Regions from separate parts of the Mus musculus genome. Here all the other regions are linked to region 1. Evidence: chromatin loops called from intact Hi-C (ENCODE). Cell type or tissue: gastrocnemius. All regions are shown on one strand.

Evidence for each region. A loop is a pair of places that touch in the nucleus more often than their neighbours do. Peaks named below come from ENCODE experiments on the same cell type or tissue, not always from the same donor. Only the 100,000 strongest peaks of a DNase experiment are listed, where the experiment ranks them.
Region 2: a loop joins it to region 1, with 3 times the contacts of the local background. A loop is called at or near these places in 3 of 42 quality-filtered maps.
Region 3: a loop joins it to region 1, with 2.9 times the contacts of the local background. A loop is called at or near these places in 6 of 42 quality-filtered maps.

What each region holds. Positions count from the first base shown.
Region 1 is chr16:22,262,250-22,270,249 of GRCm38, forward strand. It overlaps Tra2b (transformer 2 beta), which reads right to left and starts at 3,756. Exons shown (of 9, transcript NM_009186.5): 1 at 3,492-3,756. The coding sequence starts at 3,527. In gastrocnemius, a CTCF peak has its summit at 3,772; DNase peaks (open chromatin) are centred at 2,675, 3,169, 3,755 and 4,320; H3K4me3 peaks cover 4,215 bases; H3K27ac peaks cover 4,499 bases.
Region 2 is chr16:23,124,732-23,132,731 of GRCm38, forward strand. It overlaps Rfc4 (replication factor C (activator 1) 4), which reads right to left and starts at 2,999. Exons shown (of 11, transcript NM_145480.1): 1 at 2,954-2,999; 2 at 2,669-2,810. The coding sequence starts at 2,799. In gastrocnemius, a CTCF peak has its summit at 3,524 (motif pointing left); a DNase peak (open chromatin) is centred at 3,050; H3K4me3 peaks cover 2,088 bases; H3K27ac peaks cover 2,387 bases.
Region 3 is chr16:22,006,357-22,014,356 of GRCm38, forward strand. Senp2 (SUMO/sentrin specific peptidase 2) reads left to right here and starts at 3,128. Exons shown (of 17, transcript NM_029457.3): 1 at 3,128-3,386; 2 at 5,138-5,196; 3 at 7,768-7,901. The coding sequence starts at 3,286. In gastrocnemius, a CTCF peak has its summit at 3,319; DNase peaks (open chromatin) are centred at 1,193 and 3,014; H3K4me3 peaks cover 2,182 bases; H3K27ac peaks cover 1,508 bases.

The DNA of each region.
Region 1 (8,000 bases):
TACTACCGTACCACAATATTTGCTAATTCCAAACTTTTCTTTAACCTCTTGGCTACTACAGTCATAAAGTAGCCTAACAAAAATTTTAAATTATCTAGCTTGTACAATCCTTAGTTTCTGGCTTTTCAGGACAAAGACTCAAATTCACAATCTCAAAGAAGTTAGAATTTTATGCTAAGTGGACCATCAAAATGAATAAAAGCCTCACAGCCTATAATGGAACTATTACTGGGTTTTCAAATATTAACACCAATATTACTTTACATTGAGTGGCAGTGTTTTTCCTTCAAAGAAAAGGTGCTTTACAAAATGAATAATTTAAAAGTACTAGAAGCAGCCAGGTGCGGTGGTGCACGTCTTTAATCCCAGCACTTGGGAGGCAGAGGCAGGCGGATTTCTGAGTTGGAGGCCAGCCTGGTCTACAGAGTGAGTTCCAGGACAGCCATCCAGGACAGCCAGGGCTATATGGAGAAACCCTGTCTTGAAATTCCAAAAAAAAAAAAAAAAAAAAAAAAAAATTACTAGAAGAGATTTTAATTACACCAACTTTAAAATAAGTCAGAAAAAAACCACTCAACTCAATAAATACTACAGATAGCAAAGAATGAGAACATACTGCAACGGAGCTAACATCCATCCAATAAATTTTGTGACCAAACTAAACACTATTTCACACAATCAGTCTGTTTAGGAAACAACCTTGAAAGCCTAAAGGGTTTGAGGGAATCCAGAAGTGTGGCAGTGTCCACAGGAAGAGAGGTAGTCACTACTGAGATTCCAGGGAGCTTAACAATTTATACCATGTACATTATCAACTCCAAGGGTCTAGAAGTCAATGAAACTCATTTTCAGGTTCCAGAGATAGGTGGTTATACCAGGCATATCTAAGGCAATTACTTTGAACATGACTTTTACACTTATAATAAAAGGGAGGGTGAATCTGATAATCATCAGATCTGGTCTTGCTATGTTTGTGTATAAGGAGGCTACATGGCAGGCAAGCAATCTGAGTTACACAACCAGTCCTTAAACTACCCCTTATTCCTTTGGAGGAAAATGTTCAGTCTTACTAAATAATTTACCCAGATATCTTGAACTCTGAATCCTATCCAGGATAAGCAGCTAGGATTTACAAACCTGCAACACTCTGCCCAGCTTACCCTGAAGTATTTTTAAACCTCATCTCTGAACTTTTGTTTTGGCAAGCCTTCTTGAAAAAAGTTCAGCTAAATGTTTCAGTTTTCCACTCATCCCAAGATTTCAATTGAAAAGCAAAAAATTAAATTAAAAACAGGGCTGGAGAATTGGCCCAGCAGTTAAGAGTACTTACTGACTTTAGGAAGAGCAGGGTTTGTGCCCCACTACCCACCACATCAGGTAGCTCAAAATTGTACACATGGCCCAAAAAGGGGATCGTGCACACACCTCCAGGAGTTTTTAACCTCAGTACTCAGAAACCAGAGGCAGGAGAATCTCATGAGTTTGAAGCCAGCCAGCCTGGTATACATAATTTGAGTTTACCTCAATATTTGAGGTAAATACAATACAGGCAGAGCTACAACAAAGTCTCTAAAAACAAAAAATTTGAGTTTAAGTATTACACAACTTTCAAGTTTAGAAATAAATCAGAAAGTCGATTTTTAGTACTTTTTCCCCCCAATTATTTCCAATTAAGTAGTCAGGTCAGCAGGATGTGTTGATTCACACCTTAAACCACAGCATTAGGGAGGCAGAGGCAGGCAAACGCCTGGGGTTGAGACTAGCCTGGTCTACAGAGCTAAGTTCCAAGACAGGGACATAGAGTAACTCTACCTCAAATATTGAAAATCACCAGAAGGTGCATCTTACTAAAAACAAAAAAACCAAACCTCTAACAGGAGTAACAATTTCTCAGCTCTTTCAAAATGGTACCCACTTTCATTCAATTGCTTTTTTTCTCCCTTGAGTAATGTGACCCACAGCTAATACTAGGAAAAATTTCCACAGGTATGATGATGCATACCTATTTAGTCCCAAAGCAACAACAAAAAACTATTTGCTTTTAATTCTAAACAGACTAACTTCAACTTCGGAAGGCAGGCTCAACATCGTAAGGTACATGTGGGTGAAATTAGGAGCTCAAACAATACGAACTTACAAGTTGGGATGTAGTTTAGTAGTAGGGGCTTGCCCATCACTGAGACTAGGTCCCATTCTCCATTATCAGAAAAACAACATTCTGTCCCACTCCCCCATCGCTTTCTTTCCTTAGGTAAAAGGCACGCACTGGTTGACACTGAACTTTAAATTGTCTTAGGGACTCATCTCCGTATATAAAAGATTACATCCGTTCAAATTACTCTTTTTGGGTTCAAGTTCACCATGGAAGTCCAAGAATGCTCTCTACCAAACCGTCAAAGGCCTTTTAGAGTTTACTAACCAAAAAAATAAACTGTGAACTAGTGGTTAAGTGTTCCTGTGAACTTTTTGCGAAAATAAAAACGTTAGTACAGGAAGGGCAAAACAGCCATTCTTATGATGCTTGTAAGCCGTTTCCAAACTGCAATTACCTGTTCACTGAGCCCTGGACTTCCGCATCTTCACGTGACAGTTTTTAATCTAAACTCTACAGCCACGCCACATGCGCCTCATTTGTTCAGCTTTGGGGCTGGGTCTAGTCCAGGCCCATTGTATACAATCTAATCAACCTCTACCGATTTTCACCCTCTGGGAGGTGGAAGCTTAAAAATAAAATCCCGTCGACTTCAGAGTTTAATAGCGCCATCAATTGTCGCCAATGGTTTCTCCTTCCCAAGTCCCCCCAGGGGTAGGGAGGCTCTATACAACAACGCCTAACGACCTTGCGTTCTATTCCAGTAAGCTCTCAACAATGGGAGAAACGCTGTAGCACAAAGCCCTCCAACTAACGGGGCCCCCAATCCCCCTCAGCCGTTTCCGTCTCCAGATGCTCCAAGAGCCCCCTACAGCTAGCTGTCCCTTACCGGGACCAGGAGGCCCTCCATCAACCGAAAAGCATCAGTCAGTCCCCATAGGCTCCCGGCCACACGTGGCTTTTCTCCGCTTCACCCTTGGACCCCGGGTGGCGAGGCGGCAAAGCCTGGCTGCAGGGAGCGGCGGCTCCGCCATTTTGTGCCTCTGGCAGCGCGCCCGGCCCGCGAGCCCAAGATGGCTGCGGCGCGGCTTCGCAGGAGAGCAACGGCGAAAGAAGATACCGTTCCCATCCCCCAACGCCGACGGACGCCGCGGCCATCTTTAGCCTCCCCCCGCCCCGTAACGGGGGGAAAGGAAAAAAAAAAAAAACGGTCGTGGCGGGTGCGAGGCACACAGCCCGCCCGCGGCCTCCCTCCGACGAGAAGCGCCGGCCACCAGGCCCTCCGGCGCCCCGGCTCCCTCCGCACGTCAGGCTCCCGACACCCGGCTGCACCGGGCCGAGAGGCCTAGAAGAAGTAGCAGGGTGGGGACCGCGGCCGCCCGCGCAACTCCGCGCTTACCCGCTCGCCGTAGTTCTGCTCGCCGCTGTCGCTCATGACTCCGGGTCGCTGTCACCGCTACGGGCCTTTCCTGAAGCTGTCAAGCTCCCGCCTTCCTTACAGAGGCTCCGCCGCAGCCTAGCGCGACGCCACACTTTTGCGAGGAGCTCGAAGCCGACACGCTCCGCACCACCTCCGCACCGGTCTAACACTGCCGGATGTGACGCCACGCTCTTTAACCTGGTCCCACCCACTCCCCCGAAGGCGCGCTTTCCTGGCCCCTCCCACTTCGACGCGCCTTCCAACCGCTTTCTCCTGCAGGGGCGCTTCCCAAACCGGACGTGACGTCTACCTTACCGCCCTGCCCCTCCCCTCCCCTAGTACCCGGCCACAGCGTGGCGGGAAAGTGTGCGCCTGCCTTTGGGCGTCTGTTGTGGTCTCCTCGGGACACCGTGATGTCCGTAGCCTTGCCACACTCGTTTCTGGAACCTTCTAGAGAACCGTCCTGGGTGGAAGAAGAGAAGAGATGGTTGTACATTCCTCCATGCCTTTGTTCTGTCTCACTAGTTTCCTCTCCTTTTGTTCTCTCATGATCTAGGAGAGAACACAGCCACACACTGGATTCTCACCTCCCGTTTATTTAGACTTAATTCTAGAGCTTTCCTTCCTAAATAAAACCTCCATTTAAAACTCTCGCAATTTAAACCGGGCATTAATGGTGCATGCCTTTAATCCCAGCACTAAAGAGGCAGAGACAAGCAGATCCCTGAGTTTGGGGACAGCTTGGTCTACACGGAGAAACCCTAGCTCAAAGCAAACAAACAAATTGAGGTTTGAGACAAAGCCTCATTGTGTTGCCTGGGTTGACCTTGAACCCACCGTGTATGTTATATAGCCTAGGCTGATGTTAGGAATGTATTAACCCTTCTGGGTCAGCCTCCCAAATCCTGGGATTATAGTTATGAACTATCAATCCTATGGCCTGGTGTGGTAATACACGCCTTTAAGGCGGATCTCTGTGAGTTCCAGGTAAGCCGAATATACAAAGCGAGTTCCAGGACAGTCAGGATTACACAGAGAAACCTGGTCTCATTCCCCACCCTGACTCCCACCTGGGGAAATGGAAAGGAAAGAAAGAAATGGAGAAAGGAAAGCCAGGCAGGGTGGTGCACACTTGTAATCCTTGTAATCGCAGCATGAGAGGTGAGCCCAAGGACAGTTAGCTGTTTAAGGCCAACCTGGGCTACATGAGCGGGCCCCCTTCAAAAAGTGACACAAAACAGAAAATAATTCAAGAGAAACGGGCCTGTAGTAATGGATTTCTGTTTGGGAGAAGCCGCCTGCCCTCTAGCCTCTAAGGATAGCATGAAAGAACACTGAAGATATCTATAGAAAACCATGCCAAATGAGTTCTTGAGATGAATACCATTTTGACAGTCTTCTTGTTTGGTTTGGTTTGGTTTTTTTTTTTTTTTTTTTTTTTTTGGTTTTTCGAGATAGGATTTCTCTGTGTAGCCCTGGCTGTCCTGGAACTCACTCTGTAGACCAGGCTGACCTTGAACTCAGAAATCAACCTGCCTCTGCCTCCCAAGTGCTGAGATTAAAGGCATGCACTACTGCCCAGCGACAGTCACATAGCTTCCGTGAATATTCTGAGCTACAGGATGATCCAACACTCGCAGTTTCAATGAATAAAACAAAAGCTAATTAATGAAAGAACTGTAGTTAATCTGGCCAGCCCAGCTTTACACAGTCACCAACCACGTCATCATTTCAACGTGAGCTCATGTCCACCAGATGGTGTCAAGCCTCAACAAGACCAGACAGCCCTGGGCAGCAGCTCCACATCTGGCCAACATTACTAGTGCCAGCTACTAGTTCCAACAGCACTAGCCAACATCAGCTCCCTAATATTTACTGTCTAAGTTTTCTTCTTCCTGTACTATGGATCGAACCCACAGATTTACCATTCCAGGCAAGCACACCACAACTGTACTGTGACCTCCGTCCCTCAGTTACATACCCTTGCTTTTTTTTGGGGGGGGGGGCTGTCAAGACAGGGTTTCTCTGTATAGCCCTGGCTGTCCTAGAACTCACTTTGTAGACCAGGCTGGCCTCGAACTCAGAAATCCGCCTGCCTCTGCCTCCTGAGTGCTGGGACTAAAGGTGTGCGCCACCACACCCGGCTATACCCTTGCATTTTTAAGCTGCAGATATTCTGGATCACTTATTACTATGGTTTTCCCATTAGAGTTGGGTGTGGTGGCACACCTATAATCCCAGCACTTGAGGAATAGGGGCAGGAGAATCAAGAGTCCAAAATTAGAGCCAGAGGTGGTGGTGCACGTCTTTAATCCCACCATTTGGGAGGCAGGGGCAAGCCAGTTTCTGAGTTGAATGCCAGCCTGATCTACAGAGTGAGTTCAAGGACAGCTCAGGGCTACACAGAGAAACCCTGTCACAGGGTGGGTAGGTGGATGTGGAAGAATAGTTTCCTGGAGGTAATGTCATGGAAATGTTCCTCACTGTTCACAGTTGCCAAATTTTTTCAAATTTTCTTCATGGAAATTTGATGGGGGTGTTGGTATTGTTTTACATTTGTTCTTTCAGGTTGTGTGTGTGTTCAAAAGAGTGCACACATGAATCAGATCCCATTACAGATGGCTGTGAGCCACCATGTGGTTGCTGGGACTTGAACTCAGGACCTCTGGAAGAGCAGTCAGTGCTCTTAACCACTGCGCCATCTCATCATCCCCCAACACCTAGTTTTTGTTTGGTGTTTTTTTCAAGACCAGGTTTCTCTGTGTACCTTTGCCTCCCATGGAACTCACTATGTAGCTCAGGCTGGCCTTGGACTGAGATCTCCCTCTCACGTGCTAGAATTAAAGGCATTTGCCACCAGTGCCAGGCCCACGTGTTCTTTTGAGATAGGGTCTCTCCTGGATTCTGGGGCTTACTGATCAGACTAGCCCGGCTATCCTGCAACTGCAGCACTGACTATAAACCCTATAAACCGTCATCATCCCATATTTTTAATATGGGTTTGTTGTTGATTTTTTTAAGATATTGTATTAGAGGGCACTGGCGAGATGGCTCATTGTTCTTCCAGAGGACCCAGGTTCAGTTCCCAGCACCCACATGGCAGCTTGCAACTGCCTAAAACTCCAGTTCCAGGAGATTAATGGTCTCTTCTGTAATCCACAGATACTGTATGCACATGTGAACATAAAAACAAGCAGACAAAACACTCATGCACAGACAAATATTCAAAAATAAATAAATGAGCATATGTATACAACAACTATTTTGTGGATTTTATCCTTACTGGGACAAAATACCTTGCAAAGACAATATAAGGAAGGAAAGGTAACTGTGTGGTGGCTCAGGTTCAAAGGTATATTCACCATGGTGTGAAAGTCATAGTGGCAGCAACTGAAGAGGCCTGGTCACATTTCCTTGTTACCCAGAAGCTAAGAGATGAATACTTAGGTCATTTTCTCATTTTTATGCAGTCTGGGCCCAAACACTTGGATTAAGAGTTGGCCTTTAAACTCAATGTAGAAAACTTCTCATAGCCTTGCAGACTCTTGACTCATGGTGATTCTAAGTCTTGTGTTGACCAAGGTGTCATTACAATAACTAGCTTCTCTTTTTCCAACTCTAGACTTGCCTCTCAATTGCATAGTAACATATTACAGAATGAGATGGTTAGGGAAACTGCCTTCCCTTGCCAGGATAAGTAGGCAGGAACAGGGAACATCCATTGGAGATTCAGAGGAAGACCAAGAGCTTGATTTGTCTTCTGCTTTGTGTTGTGTTTTATAAAAAAAGAAAGAAAGAATCATAAATATGTTTGGTAGAAGTGCAGGATGGTGAGGTGGAAGGGGCTACCTCTGCTGGGGCACGCCTTCTTCTGAGGTAACAGACACACGATGGGTATAGTATAGAATAGAGTTTATTTAGGACATAAGAAGCGGAGTTGAGGGAATAGAGATAGAGAAAAGCAGAGAGGGAGGGAGGGAGAAAGAGAGAGAGAAGAGAAGAGAAGAGAAGAGAAGAGAAGAGAAGAGAAGAGAAGAGAAGAGAAGAGAAGAGAAGAGAGGAGGGGAATGGGAAGAGAAGGGACAGAAAGGGAAAAGAGTAAGTAAGAGGGTAAGAGAGGAGGGGCAAACAGCTCCTTTTATAGAGAGTCAGGCACACCTGGCTGTTGCCAGGTAACTGTGGGGTGGAGCCTAGAAGGAATGCCAACACTGGATCTACCTTCCTTTCTTTTTGGTGAAGGGGCCTAGCTACCACTTCAGCATCCCTGGATTGGTACAGTGCTTCATTCCTTCCAGCCCTTGGGTACTATCCATCTGTTATACATGCATTGTTTCAACAATGATGTACTGTGAACTTCATATTTGCTGGTACAGCTGGACACTAGGGTACTCTGGGAGGAGGAAACATGGTACCCTCGGGAGCAAACGCTCTAGAGAAGGAGGAAGCAGACAGTAAATGCATAAATACACATACATGCTTGTCACATGT
Region 2 (8,000 bases), 860 kb after region 1:
GGAGGCAGAAACTCCATTGTATTTACCTTGAACAAATACACACTACTGGAATGAAATTATTTTTGCCTTCTACCTGTACTGCATGATAAAATAATAAGCAGAATTTTATGTATCATAAAGAACAAACTTGGAATTAAAGTCAACTGCATGTGGAGGCTTACCTCTTTAACCCCAGCAAGGAAGAGACAGAGGTAAGTAGTTTTCTGGATTTGAGGCCGGCCTGACCTACCTAATGTATTGCAGGACAGTCAGGGCTACACAGCACAGTCAGTCCTTTTCTCAAAACAAAACAACAAAAAAGGGGGAACACTGCCTATAAAATCTCATAAAATCACCCCCCCCCCCCCCCAGTCAGGGTTTCTCTGTATAGCCCTGGCTGTCCTGGAACTCACTTTGTAGACCAGGCTGGCCTCGAACTCAGAAATCCACCTGCCTCTGCCTCCCGAGTGCTAGGATTAAAGGTGTGCACCACCACTGCCCGGCTAAAATCTCTTGAAAAGCTCATGAAGTGGAGTTAAAAATGACTATTTAATAACCTAACAAATGGCAACTACTTTGGTTTAAAATAAATAAATAAATAAATAAATAGCACACTTTCTCAGTTAATACATTAAATGGTCAGTACCATTTCCCCCCTCTTCAAGACAGAATTTCTGTGTAGCCCTTGTGGTTCTGGAACTTGCTCTGTAGACGAGGCTGGCCTTAAATTCAGAAATTTGCTGAGAGCTGGGATTAAAGATATGCGCCACCAGGACCAGCTAATAATTTTGATTTTAAGTCACTTATTAATTTTTATTTTTTGAGACAAATATCTGTGTACCCCTGGCTAGCTTGGAACCCCCTATCTGGACCACACATATCTGCTTGCCTCTCCCTCTCTAGTGCTGTGACTAAAGCTGTGAGCCACCTGCCATTATTTAGTAATTTTAAGAGAAACTATGACAAAGTTGTCTTTCCAAACTTTATGACTGAGATTTCTACCTAGTAAATTAACAAAACATCCTTTTATTTTGAGGCTACAGACATGGCTTAGTGGATAAGAGCACCCGCTGCTCTTCTAGAGGACCTGGGCTCAATTCCCAGAGCCCACATGGTAGCTCACAACTATTTATAACTCTAGTTCTATGGTATTTGGCGCCTTTTTCTAGCCTCTATGGGCATTCGGTACACACATGGAACACAGGCAATATATGTGTAGGCCAAACACTCAAACACATTAACTAGAAACAATTTAAAATTTTTTATTTGTTTTGTGTGTGTGTGTGTGTGCCTGTGGGCAACACATACAGATGATGTAAAGGGAACAAATATCAGAGGTCACGTCTCTCCTTCTACTACCGTGTTCGGGGACCAAACTCATGTTGTCAGGTTTCTACATCAAGTGTTTTTACCCACTGAGCCCTTTTATTGGCCCCAAATTCTCTGATCCACACCAGCGTAATTAATCAGGTTGGTACTGGGCAAGAATCATTGCGTGTGCTATAAAGGTCTGCCAGGATGAGGCAGGTAACAGTGAAACCGTCCAAGGATGTATGACAGGCACGTGGTGATGAAGGCTTCTCCAAAGGAGAGGCAGCATAAAAGTGAGCAAATGTGAGAGCTTGGAGCCAGAGCCGTCTGACTGGAGAAGCTGAACCCTAGGTCCTCCCTTCCCCACCTCCTTGTTAAAAAAAAAATTATATATATATATATATATATATATATATATATACATATACATATATATATATACACACACATACATACACACACATGCATACATATACACACATAGATAGATAGATAGGTAGGTAGGTAGGTAGTTTTGGAGTGGTAAGATGGCTCAGCAGGCAAAGGCACTTACTGCCAAGTCTGATGATCCAAGTTTGACACACGGAATACACAGGGCAGCTAAGAACTTACTCCACCTGGGAGTCGAAGCATGCTTGTGATGGCATGCATCCTCCTTCCTCAACGATAAATTTTAAACATGTGAAAACTATAGATCTATGGGCCGGAGTATAGAACAGTGGTAGAGTGCTTGCCTAGATTAAGGTTAGCGAGATTCCCAACAGGTAAGTGCGAGCTTTCAAAGCCCGATGATCTGAATGGGACCACCACTTGCTTTGCTGCGGGGACGGCTATGGGATGAGTTGGGGGCAGGAAGAGGGGTGATATAGATGAAGTACTCATATTTGAACTTCTCAATAATATTGAAACAGCAAAATAACACACACGAGGACCTTGTTTGACTTGTAAATAACCTGAAGATCCTTAGTGATCAAAGAGGTTCCACGTAGCTGACGGTTCTAGTATCATCTAGCAAATGACAATGTAGTGGTACTTAACATCAACAACAAGATCCCAACAAATTTCACCATATACATACAAGGATAAAAGTCAGATTTCAGTGGAAGTGTTTATAGCCAGCTCACAGAAACATTGCTTTCTTCGTTTCTGTAGGGCTCTAAAACTGTACACTTTATAAACATCTTAGGTCATCTATATAACTAAAGAATTAAATTCAACTACTGTATCACTCCAAGGACTAAGACTTATTATTGGGTGATACCGCGTCCCCCTACCCCTCAAAGGTGTGATCTAAATATAGCAAAGTCCCCCTTACATTAAAAAAAAAACCCCACTAGCACTTATTAGTTATTTCAACAAAAGTACAAGCAGTTCTTACTATTTTTCCACCCAAGGAACTGGTTTGACTTTCTTGGTTTCTCCACTGCTTCCTGCAGTGGCAGGTGTCCCCCGGTCCTTGGTCAGTTGTGCTTTGGCACTGACAGATGTGCCTTTCAGAAATGCCTGCATGGCTTCTTCTCCTGGGTATAAGACAAAAAGAAACCATTATGGGGCAGCTCCCCTTGAAAGGACCCCTAACTTTGTGCCTAGAGGGAAGGCGGAGGTCACATCCCGGTCCCCGCCAGCCTGTAAAAGGCTGAGAACACTCAGACCCATCACTTACAGTCGTCACCGTCCCCCTGGCACCGCGGTTCCCGCCACAGAACGGCGGCGAAAGGCATGGCGGGAGCGCGCCACGCAATAACGTCACTTCCGGCGCGCGGGTGCCAGTGACGCGCTCCCTTTTTGGCTAGCGGTGGCTAAGCTCGGCTTCTGGGTGCATCTGGGGCGTTCCGCGGAGGTGATCCTGTGTAGACTCCGCGGCCAGACCTCGGCCCAGCAGACACTGCAGAGCGCGGTCGGGGAGGAGCCGACCTAAGGAGAAAGCTTTGCTCGAAGGACCGGGCCTAGGGCGGGCCCACGCTGGGAGAGGCTTTCATTAAGCCAGTGGCTTCTTGGGTTTGCTGCCATCGTCCGTCAGCCCGGAGGTCAGGGCCAAGACGTGCTCACTTGACCCTTCGCCGGAAGGGGACACTGTGCGAACTACTGCCCTGCCCCCGATATTCAAGGACACAGAGCAAACTGCTTTTTAGAAGTGAAGCTAGAGAGAAGGCTCAGCGGTTTAAGAGCATTCACTGCTTTTGTGGAGGACTTCGGTTTGATACTTGGGGTTTTGATAGCCATCTGGTGGCTCACAACTGGAACTCCAGTTCAGGGGTCCAACGTTCCCTTCAGGGCTGCAGACCCTGAATACGTGTGCTGCACGTACTTGCACGCAAGCGGAATACTTAAACACACACAGCCCGGGACAGATGTCTTACAGTCAGTAAAATCAGCTTATTGTAGGGAGGGAGGACCATCTTCTATGGGCATTTTGTAATTCCCGAGACCCACTCAAAAACCTCGTGATCGGGCAGGAGATAAACTCATCAGTTAAAAGGACTTGCTGCTTTCCCAGAGGACTGGAGTTTGCGTTCCAGCATCTTGGGGGGGGGGGGGGGTGGACCAAGCGAAAAAGAAAGAATTTGAAAGCTTTGTAGTATATACCAACTGTCAGCAGACAGCTTGTCCTGTGAAGGATTTACTAGTCCAAATGAATCTTTCAGTTCTTAGCCAGCCTCTGCCCTTAGATGTCCTCATGTTAGCATAATAAGTTCCTAGTGTAGCTTTGGTAGCAGAGGTGGTTGTCACACGAGTCCAACAGCGACGACTGCTCCAGTAACTGCATTGCTGGGAGCTGAACTTGCCAGCCACAGGAGTGAAAGATAGTCACCCTTCCTGGATAGAACCCCTGAGCCCTCAGGGGGTTCAACTAACCTTTGCCCTACAGTGGATGAAATGTCATTGTTTCCACCAGAAGTAGAATTTGTCTAATTGTGCTCATTTTCTAGAACCAAAATTCTAAAAGGCTGCATTTCATCAGAAGCCTGTGCAGGGTTTGGCAGAAGTACACTTTCAGTCCCAAAACAGACCTACAAGGTCAGAATCTCTGGTGTCTGGGACTATGTATTTATAAGGTCTGTGGTTAGTGGACATAATGTTTCTGCTTCCTCCAAACCTCAGATGGAAAACCTCAATGTAATCAATCCCCGGTGTTGTCCTCAGTAATTCCAGGGTTAATGCTATAACAAGAGACTTTGTTCTTTTCGGTTTTCGTTCCCCCTTGAGATGGTTCTGCAAGAGATCCTACCAGATGGTGCTTAAGCTTAAACTTGCCAGATTTAAGAACTGGGATTCCAGTAGAGGGGCTGAAGAGATGGCTCAGCGGTTAAGAGCACTGACCTCTTTCCAGAGGTCTTGAGTTCAATTCCCAGAAACCACATGGTGGCTCACAACCATCTGTCATGGAATCTGAAGCCCTCTTCTGGTGTGTCTAAAGACAGCTGCAGTTTGAAGATGAGCTACGGTGTACCCGTATACATAAAAAAAAGTCTTCAGAACAAAACAAAACTAAGCATAGCTGGGCGTGGGGGTGGCATGTGCCTTAAATCCAGCATTTGGGAGGCTGAGGTAGAGGCAGTTGATCTGAGGACAGCCTGGTCTACAGAGCGAGTTCCAGAACCAGAAAACAAGCCTTAAGTAAGTATACATTCATTACAAATTACCCAGCACAAGACAGAGTGCATTGCTTTTCACTACACTATTTGTTATTCTAACTGAATTTCCTCCATAAAATAGCCCACTTATTGTGACTGGGGATGAGAACGTAAACTATGCAGGAATAGCCCAACTGAAAAATCTCCATGCTGTTTACCACTGTAAAGGTGATGGGTCCTGGCCTGGGAGAATGAAGTCTAAAATGAGGTGGGCTAGTCTCATGCAATAACTTTATTCAGAGCACCAGATAGTTTATAACCCTGAGAGTTAAGAATAAGCACAGGAGAAAAGTGTACAATCATAAGGATAAGCCACACCTGGCAAAAACATGTTTTTTTCCATAGAGGCAGAAAACAGCAGTAGCCAGTTGTAATGAATGATTTGAAATGAATGCACTCCCAGTGCGCCTGGGAGGGGCATGGAAACCCATTCCAAGAACAGTTCCGTGTTTTGAAGAAACTGAGGATCACAAACTCGTCTTTTCTTGGGGTATTGCCACAAGCACACAGAATTCTCACAACTTCATTCTTAGTGTTCTGACACCTTTTACTAGGAAAAACCCACTGCTTATGAACAAATACAAAAACCACGTGTAAGAGGCCCACAGGAGGCTGGCATCATCTCTAAGCCAGTGGTTCTCAACCTACCTAATGCTGAAGCATCATTTTGTTGCTATTTCATAACAGTAATTTGTTACTGTTATGAATTGTACATATCTGTTCTGCAGGATATATGACCCCTGCGAAAAGGTCGTTTGGCCCTTTTACAGATCGATTGATCTAGCTATCTAGATAGTCTGTCTGCCTATTTATCTATCTATGCAGGGATCAGTTTCATACTTGGCAGCTTCAGCCTGTTGGGTAATGTCACCAGGAGCAAACAGGACAATAAGAATCTGAGATGAGATCACATGTGAATGTCAGAAGGCAAGGCTGGCCCCTGTGATGAGATGAGACACACAGGACAGAATGTGGACTTAAGGGCATCTGGGAACAGAGAGATGGTGATTTCCAAAGTGTTGGCACCAAGAATGTCAGGAATAGCAGCAACCTAAATCTGCCTAGCACTTTTGAACCTCTAACACAGGAGCATCACTCACTTCATTTTTACACCACCACCCCCTGCCCCGGCCCAGACTACTTTTCAGCTGTGGGGATTATTGGCATAATTGCTCTATACTGGGCATTCCTATATAAGGACTTCAGGCCCATAGCTAAGAAGGGCAGTAGAAAGGGTCAGTGAAGTGGCTCATTGATTAAAGGGGAGTTCAATCCCTAGTACCCATGTAAAGCTGGAAGGAGAAAACTGAGTCAACAAAGTTGTCCTCTGATGCCCATGTGTGCACCAAGGGACATGTGCCCCCATCAAGCAGGTGGGTGTGCTCCAGTGCGCGTGGGGTGGGGGGTACACTCAAGCATGCATTCTGTCTGTCTGTCCATCCGTCCGTCCATCCATCTAAATTAAAATTAACAGGGCTTCCAGAAAACAGCAGAGGAGAAGAAAGCATTATTATATTCAGATATACTCTGCTGGGATGTGGGCACGGGAGAACTGCTGTTTGGGATACAAGAAGTTATGCACCAAGTTAAGGAAGATGGTGGGCACTATAGTTTAGGACAGTATCTTCATTTGTGACGTGACCACCCGTGAGGAGAGAATAGTGAGCAGTTATGAGGAAAGGCCTTGAGTATGGGTAAGTGCGTAGGGGTCAACAACCTGGGTGGGATTCAAGGCAAGGCTCCAAGGCAGAAGTCAACCGGTTTACCCCCACTGTAGCAGCTGTTCAACATGTACCAGTCCCACGGATAGTCAGATGATCCCAGGAACCTTTGAAGACCACAGAGCTGCCTTTAAGCACAGTCGGTGATGACTGTGACCACAGCAGGCGTGTGATGGAGCTGGCAGCAATATCCTGACTGACAGAGCTAAGGTAAACAGAAGGCAGGCCCTCGCCAATGGAGGAAACATTGCCTGAGAGCATAATACTTGCTAGTTCATTTTATTGCTCACCCGTACTTCTGTTATTCTAGTATTCTTATTTTCAAATCTTTTACATTTTTATCTTTATTCCTGCTATTTTAATACTTTTAATGTTGATTTTATTTTTTAAATTTAAATTTTTATTTTTCAAGAGGCTTACAAAGCAATAGGTTTCCACATGGAACTTTCATTTTTGAATACTTTTAATTTATTTGTTGATTTTGCACATGCTTACACTTAAATTCTCCCTTACACCCCAGACTTACTTACAATAAAGGTGTGTGCCGCCACTGCCCAGCTTTTTAACTATATTTGAAAATTAGCTTACAGATAGTGCTTTCCATGAAGAGTTTGCATATATTCTTAGTTTTGCTTGCCCCCTCCACTTGTCCCACCTTGCTTACACCTTTAACTTGCTGCATTTCCCCACCCCTTTTCTGATCACATGTCATATTTCTTCCTCCTCCCTTTAAGGTTTTCCCCTCCTCAAGTTCATGTGTTCTTTCTGTTACCTGACCTTTACAGGCATTCTAGGTTAAACACACAAATCTAAAAAGGTGCAGCTAAGATCCACATGTAAGAGAAAGCACGAGGCATTTGTCCTTCTTAGCCAGAGCCTTTAGTATACTTTCTAGTTCCATCTGTTTTCCTCTAAATTTCTTTAAAAGTGTTTAAGTCAGAATTTGAAATACGTTCTTCCAAGACCTTCTGGCCTTTAGAGTTTGAGTTTAATCTAATGCTCAAACAAATTTGCCTTTAGTCTGATGGACCTGCCTTACAAACCTTTTTTTAAGATTTTACTATGATTATGAATGCTTTGCCTGGATGCATGTATGTATACAATGGGTGTGGCTCTTGGCTCCCTTGGAACTGGGGTAATGGATGGTTGTGAGTCACTTGTGGGTTCTGGTGATTGAACCAGGGTCCTGTGCAAAAGTAGCAAAGTACTCTCAACCATGAGCCATCGCTCTAGCCTGCTGGACCTACCATTATGTGTGACTTACTGTTTTTTCTTGCTGCTTCCAATATACTTTCCTTTTTTTGCTTTTTGCATATTTAGTGTTGTGATTATGCTACAATGTACTGCTTCCATG
Region 3 (8,000 bases), 260 kb before region 1:
CAGGGGGATCTCCACCCTCTCAGGGGGTGGGGGACTGTAGAGGGATATTGGGAGGGAGGACAGTGATCATAATGTAAAGTGAATAAAAAAAAAACCCTGTTCAAACTTCCTTTCTAAAATTATACTTAAATAGCTTTTAAACTAATAGATTTTCATAGGGTTTTTCCTGTACACTGAGTTTGGGCTAACTACCCCCCCCCCCCCGCCTTTAACCCTGGTGCATTTCCTCTTTCCTTTCATGTCACCTGTGTTGTCCCTCGTTGAAATGTTTTTCTAGAGCTGGAAGACCCTAGGTTGCACTTTAGTGAAGCCTTCTGCCCACCTTTCATTTATCCAGCTCCCACCCCCTCCATGCTTGAATCTCTGCCCTCCCCCTCCGCAGCACCCCCCTCTTTTACCTACATTTTTAAAATATATCTTTTACCTATGCTTGACTATTCTCTCTCCGTAATTCTTCACTCCCCAGTAGCTCATTCTAGTTTTCTGTCTTCCACCATACTCAAGTTAAACATACAAAACAGGATTAGAAACTTGGATCCACATGAGAAAAATTTGGCATTTGTCTTATGTGCCTCCGTGACCTCACTCAGTATAATTTTTTCCAGCTCTCCCCATTTACCTGAAAATTTCCTCATTTTGTTTGTCTTTACAGATGAGCAATGTTCCATTGTGAATATGTATCCCATTTCCCTTATCTACTTTCAGGTGACGGACACCTAGGTTGTTTCTATTTCCTAGCTATTGTGGGATTAGCACAGTGATACTGGGGTGTCTTGGGAAACAACATGATCTTTCTTGGGGAGGTTGGGTCCTAAAACATGATCATCACCACAACCACTATGGGCCAGTGACTTTCAGGTTCCCATCTCATAAATTCCAAGTGTGAAGTTCACGTACCACAAAAGGTGAGTTTGGAGAGAACTTTACTATAGATTCCTAGGTATGAAAGTGGTGCCCTCCCCTCCCTCACCCCCTAAACCCGTGGCAGTCTAGAGAACTGGCCCTGAGGTCATGAGAGAGGGTGGCCCTGTCCCTCCCTACTATAGCACCTTGGCAAATGGGCCCTGTATCTTGCTTGCCTGGGCAGCACAAAGGAGCTGGCCCTATTGGCAAAGGCACCCTACATGAGTGGGAGAGCTGGCCAGGTCCTCACAGGCTACAGCACCTTGGAGAGCAGACTCCGAATCTTGGCTGGGCACATTGGAGGTTTGGGTCTGGGTGAGCTGTCCTGGGGGAGAGGAGGAGAAATGAGCCTGCCTCCTGCAGATAACAACATTGGGTGGGCTAGCTGGAGCAATGCTAGAGAGGGACCTCACCCTGTGGTGTGAAAAGGGAGAGCCAGCGCGCTGACCAGTTCAACTACCACCCATTCAGCTGCCTCTGCTTCACCTGCTCTAACCACTTGCCTCTCCTTGTCTAATTCTCATGACCATCATAGCAGGGAGCATGTCAGCAGGAAGGCATAGTGCTGGACCAGTAGTTGAGAGCTCACATCTGAGGACCAGGTAGATCCTCAATGCCCCGGTGTGTGCATTAGGCAGGTAATTTTCATTAGCATATGGCCTTATACACCCAATAGGAAAGATAGAGCCTGGTTTTTGTTGTTGTTGTTTTGTTTGTTTATGAGAAGGTCTTTCTACTTAGTTCTGGTTATTCTGGAACTAATTGCGTAGACCAGGCTGGCCTCTAATTCACAGAGATCCACCTATCTCTACCTCCCAAGTGCCGGCATTAAAGGCATGTGCCACTATGCCCAGCAGTGACTGTTTTTGTTTTTGTTTTTTGGGTTTTTGTTTTTTGAGACAGGGTTTCTCTGTGTAGCCCTGACTGTCCTGGAACTCAGTCTGTAGACCAGGCTGGCCCTTGAACTCAGAAATCTGCCTGCCTCTGCCTCCCAAGTGCTGGGATTAAAGTCATGTGCCACCACCGCCCGGCTTTGAGACTGTTTTTAATACTTCAAGGGACTGCACTCCCAGACATTATGCTTAAGTCCATAGGAGATATTATTTAGACATTTATTTCTAATGGTTTTCCTTTAATCCCAGCACTCGGGAGGCAGAGGCAGGCAGATTTCTGAGTTCGAGGCCAGCCTGGTCTACAAAGTGAGTTCCAGGACAGTCAGGGCTATACAGAGAAACTCTGTCTCAAAAAACAACAACAACAACAACAACAAAACAACAAAAAGGAAGAAAGAAAGAAGAGAAGAGAAGAGAAGAGAAGAGAAGAGAAGAGAAGAGAAGAGAAGAAAAGAAAAGTGTATACATTCCCAGAGAGGATAATGAGAATTGATTGCTACCTGACAGCTGAGGGGAAGAGACAAGCTGATTAGAAAAGGCCACAGGAATCATTCAGTCCCTGTTTCTCGGAAGCTTTTCCTAAGAAGTCGTGTCCGTCTGCCCTACTCACTCCCCAGCATCTGGTTTAACTTTCTCTAGTTCCATTGCGCATTACAATCATTTATCACATAAGCAGGTGACCTTGTATTCTAATTTATAAGTATCTATGAAAATGTCTCTCCCAGTAAACTTGCACGTATGCGTGCGGAATGAGCCCTAATAGTTAGACTGGCTCAAATGCTAGTGGTTAGCTCCATTTTCTTAGGCACATGGTTTAATTGCTATATACCTTTGGTTTTTATGACATTCCTAAAATTCCCCACTGTGTCCGGTTGCTGTAAACATGACGGCAATCCGGGTAAAGTATTAGACCAATGTATATACAAAATAAAGCGCAAACCCTTACATACTCATTAACTAACCTGACCTATTTTCCACCCTGCGCATTCTTTTACAGAACCCTCCACTGTCGGGTTGCTTGGGTAGCTCTCCCGGCCCAGCATCGATACACGTGGTTTGGGTCTGTGGGCCTTGTCCCGAGATCGACTCCTGACTGGCTCTGCCAAAGAGAAAGCCCCGCCCTTCGGTCTGCCAGTCAGACCCGCGCAAGAGCCCGCTCTCCCCGTCCCGCTTCCTGTTGCTAGGCTTACAAGGAGCAGGCCCAGACTGCGCATGCTCAGACTCCGGAGGCCGCTTTCCCGTTGGGCGGAAGAAGGTGACGTCAACGGCTTCTAGAGAGTCCTCCCCTAGCCCGGGGAACGTTAAATCTGTGGGCCCTCTGATGGCGTCACAAGTCCGCGCCTGATCCTGGCTACGGCTGAAGCGGCGAAGGCGGCAGCGGCAGCGGCAGCGGCAGCGGCGACGGCGGCGGCGGCGGCGGCGGCGGCGGCGACAGCTCTGGGGTTCGCGTCTCGGGGTGTGTCGGCCGCCGCTGCTGCTCAGGCCTGGAATGTACAGATGGCTGGCTAAGGTTCTCGGCACCATTCTTCGCTTGTGTGAGCGGCCCGCGCCCGGGGCCCGCGCCCTACTCAAGAGGCGGCGCTCCAGCAGGTAAGGTGGCCGCGCGCCGGTCGGGTCCCCTCCCCCGCGCTGGCGTTGGGCGCCGCGGGCCTGTGGGAACCGGCGACTACGGGACCGCGGAGGCCTGGGGAGAGTCCGTCCCTCTAGCTGCGAGCGGAAGGGGAACGGGAGGCCGGCGATGTGCTGCTCGCCGGATACGGCTCCTGTCGCCCGGTGTCGTCGCGGGCGGACAGCGCAGGAGCGAGTCACTAGGTTAGGAGTTTGCCCGTAGTCGTTTGACTGCGAGTGCTGTTGTCTTCGCACCGAGGAACAGCAGTTGTCTTGTTCGACAGCAACTGTCGGGGTGTGTGTGTTGGGCTGCAGGGGAAGGGAATGGTCCTGTTCTTTAACATCCTTGTAAGAGGCAGAAAGTATTTACGTACCGCACTCTTGTAAGATTCGGTTAAAATTAGAAGGAAATGACAAATATTAGTACTTAGCATCTACTCCTTTATTTACTTTACAGTGTCTTCCCTTTTAAGGGTTTATCTAGAAAACAAAATATTCTACAACTTCTATACTCCCCCCTGTCTCCCACTCTTACATTCTCCCTCCCTTTCCTTCCTCTGCTATGTCTACTTCACTTATTATTATGATGATGGTGATTATTTTTGTTTCCAGGTCAAGAGAAGTGGACAAAAGATTGGATTAGGGGAAGTAGATCAAAATGATTCATAGATGACTCCAGGAATGTAGGTCATTGGTGAAACTGGTTGTTCGCTAAACTGTAGCATGTAGTCCCATGGCTTCTACAGTTCCATGGGGTTCAGATAAGAATCGGTTAAGATGTTATAAAGTTCTCAAACTGATGCTTATGTAAGAATAGTTTATTCTCCCCCAACTGGATCTGGTGCACAATGAAACTGCATATTTATCGAACAGGGACTGGTGATCGCCTCACATTTTCATTCATAGTCCCTCGGAGTCAGCAGTATGCCGACCCAAACCTGAGTGTGGATGTGTCCTGGCCAGCCTTGACTTCTAGCTGCTTTCTGTTCTTTACTACATTCGGGGGCTCGTGGGTTATTTTGTTTTGTTTTGTTCTTTTGTTTTTTGAGACAGGGTTTCTCTGTGCAGCCCTGGCTGTCCTGGAACTCACTCTGTAGACCAGGCTGGCCTCGAACTCAGAAATCGGCCTGCCTCTGCCTCCCGAGTGCTGGGATTAAAGGTGTGTGCCACCATGCCCGGCTCGGGGGCTGGTGTCTTAAAAGATACTTTTTTCTAGGAACTAGAGCTGTGCCTTAGGGGCGGTGTGCTTGTCTGTCGTGCCTGTCCTGTCTTCAATCCCCAGCCCAGGGTATAGGGGTCGGGAGACATTTAAGCAACACCATTGCCAACTCCCAACTACTACCTTATCTCTTAAGGCTGCTTATATTGTTGCTTGAAATTAAAAAAAAAAAAAAAGTCTGTCTTTAGGGCCAGTGTCCCAAAACCAAATGATGTGTTGGTTTAATTTGGCCAGATTATACATCATAATGTAGTAGGGAGTGTTGAGTCTTTCCTACGGTCTAGAAATAGGACTCTGCTTTGCACCTTGCATCTCATTTTACGACTACATGGGGCACAAGAGAAGGAAGGTTGTGTGGTACGGAGCTTTTGTTTTGGTGTTAGGTAAAGAGACCACGGTCTTTTATATGCTAAACACATGCCCTACAACTGAGTCACACCTCCAGAGCTGAGTAAGTTTATTTATAGAAATGCACGTATGGCCTATATACATCCATCTTCTCCTTTCTTTGCAGCACTCTGTTTTCTACTGCAGTGGACACTGATGAGATCCCAGCCAAAAGGCCAAGATTAGGTACTACATCTTTGAAAATTAATTTGTTTTAGTAGGAAAAATACATGCATGGAACAAAACTCAAAAGGTAAAAAGTCCAGACAATGAGAAGTTTCCTCTTTCCTGCCCTTTCTCTATGCCATTGTCTTTCCTAGAGGTGACTATTTTCAGATATGTGTGTTGAATGTGTGTTTATAGTTCTAAGGTCTTCTGTAGTAAAGGTAATTTTTTTTTTCCCCTGAGGAGGAAGCCAGTTCAAACTGATTGATCTGATTCATCTGGCTGAGTGAACCCATATGCTTTGTCATCACAAATCTACTTTCTTGTATGTGACTGGTAGACAAGAATAAAAGTAGATTAAAGAGCAAGGAATAGTAGAATACTATAGTATGTCCCTTATTTCAACAGCAGTCATGGATTTGGGTCTATACCAGATGTGATGGTTAACTATGGAAACTTGTTGATATTTCATTTAAATCCAATAAATACTTATTGACTATGTCTTGATTTTACACAATTACAGAAAATAAAAAATACTAGGCCTTTCTACAAGTATCTTTTAATTATCTAAGGAAAAAACAAGCTATTTTTAAAAAATAAATATGAATAAATAATGGTTTGTATGTGAATGTAGTAAGATACATAAAACGACATGACAAAACCAGCTGGTGATACCCAGGGCCTGGCTAACAGCCTGTGGCTTAACTACTGAGGATTTTGATGCAGGTGAGTTACAAGTTCAAAGCCTGTTTAAACAATTTAATGAGACCCTGTTGCAAAGTAAAGTAAAAAGAGGATGGAACTATAGCTTAATGATTGTCTAATACACTGAACACTCAAAGTTTGCTTCCCAGCCCCAGAACAAAACTTTGGTGATATTAGATAGAGAAGGATCCTGAGCTGGTTGTGTATGGAAATCTTCTGTCCTAAGGATCACCGCCAGTCTGTCATTTCTGTTGAATACAGAGTTAGATTTCCTTAGTGCAGATAGCATAAAGGAATCTAAATTGGAGATGAAGCTGGGTATAAGAGAGAATACTGTAGTAATATCTATAGAGTGCTGATCCTCCTGTAGTGATGTCAGTTGAGTACCGGAAATGTAGCTAGTTTCACTTAGAGAATTCAAGCCTTTTAAATGTAATGTATTTGTGTGTGAGGCTAGGCAATCCAGATTGGCCTCAATCCTTTTTCCTCAGCCTCCCAAGTTCTCAGAGTACAGGTGGGAGCCATCACACCCCAGTAAAGAGCTGAACTTGACTTTTCACTAATTTAAGGAGATCTGTAGGGAAGTACACCTGACTGCTGCCTTCTACAGTAGATAAACTCCAGGCAGCTTAGGGGGAGAAGGAAAAGCAGAGATAAAGGGAAGGAAAGAGGCCTCCTCGTAGCAGACCCATGACACGATAGGTGACAGCCAGAGTCTCAGGGATACAAGGTGTTAGCCTCTTAGATGAAGCAGGATTACCTCCCCCTGAAAAAGAGTACATGAGATAATTTAACACAGTGTTAGGACACATCCTGTTTGTTTTTTTTTTAAACAAGCTTTGTAGGAAAAATAAAACATTCCAATACTTTAGTAGCTGCTGTTACCACCTCTTGTCTTCTTGGGTCTATGGAGTAAACAACACATTTTCTCACTGTTTTGAGCCACTCCCCTTTCTAGAGAGTATTTATTTACCTTATCTATATTGGAACTCTTGTTGCTTAAAGCCACAGGCACTAGGTCTTAATAATAGCTTCATCAGTGGATACAAAAGAAACTGTAGGTAACCTAGCTGTGCAGGGAGTGAGGAAGAGGAGGAACACTGAGGCATTGCCCCACCCCCACCCCCATCCCCCCACCACACATTTGTTTATTTCTCTGTTTTGTAGTCTCTGGTACGAGGAGGCAGTGAGTTTGAGATGGTCCAGTGCTCTGGGACAGTAGAGGGATGGTGTCTTCTTGTCACAGATGCTCAAGAGCTGTGTGTTTTACCCTTCAGTCAGTCAAGATTTATCTGGCGCTTTGTGGATGGTGGTTTAAGGCAATCATTGTTACCTGCCTGGGACTGATGGGCAAACTAGTGAGTGAATGTGAGTGCTCACTGATGCCGGTGGTGCCTCTGTGAAGGAAGGCTCACTGTATGGACTCTATACAAAACTCACTCCTCAAAAGCTGCTAGTCATATTGCTTCTTGGGGAACCAATTTGTGGTTTACCACAATAGTAGTTGAATGCTTTTTTAGCAGCTCAGGTAGTTTGGCTAACACAAGTTCACACACCAGAATAACTTTTATCAGCAAAAAAAAAAAAAAATTTATTATTAGTGTGTGTATGGTGCACATGTGTGAGTGGAGTTGTACTGTGACTTGTCTGTGGAGTCCGTTCTCTCCATCTTCACATGGGCCTGAAGATCCATATGAAGTGTGGCCAGGCTTGAGTAGCAAGACTGTCATGCACTAACATCTTGATGGCCCAAAAACATTTTTATAAGTACATTTTAATCTTGGTGTTTGGAAATAAGACTTTATAAACAACTAAGATTCTTTTCAAAATAGGTTTTTTTTCTGAAAGTTTAGTGCTCGGTGTTTATAGTTGGTTGGTACTTTCTAGATTGCTTTATTCACCAAGTGAAGAACAGTCTCTACAATGCTGCCAGTTTATTTGGATTCCCGTTCCAGCTGACCACAAAACCCATGGTGTCTTCTGCTTGTAATGGAACACGGAATGTGGCCCCTTCTGGAGAGGTCAGTTGGGCTGGGACTTGGGTACTGATCTTTTTTCTTGCCCTTTTGGGGTTTTTCATTCATTTGTGGTTTTGTTGTTGTTTAATTCTATTTATTTAT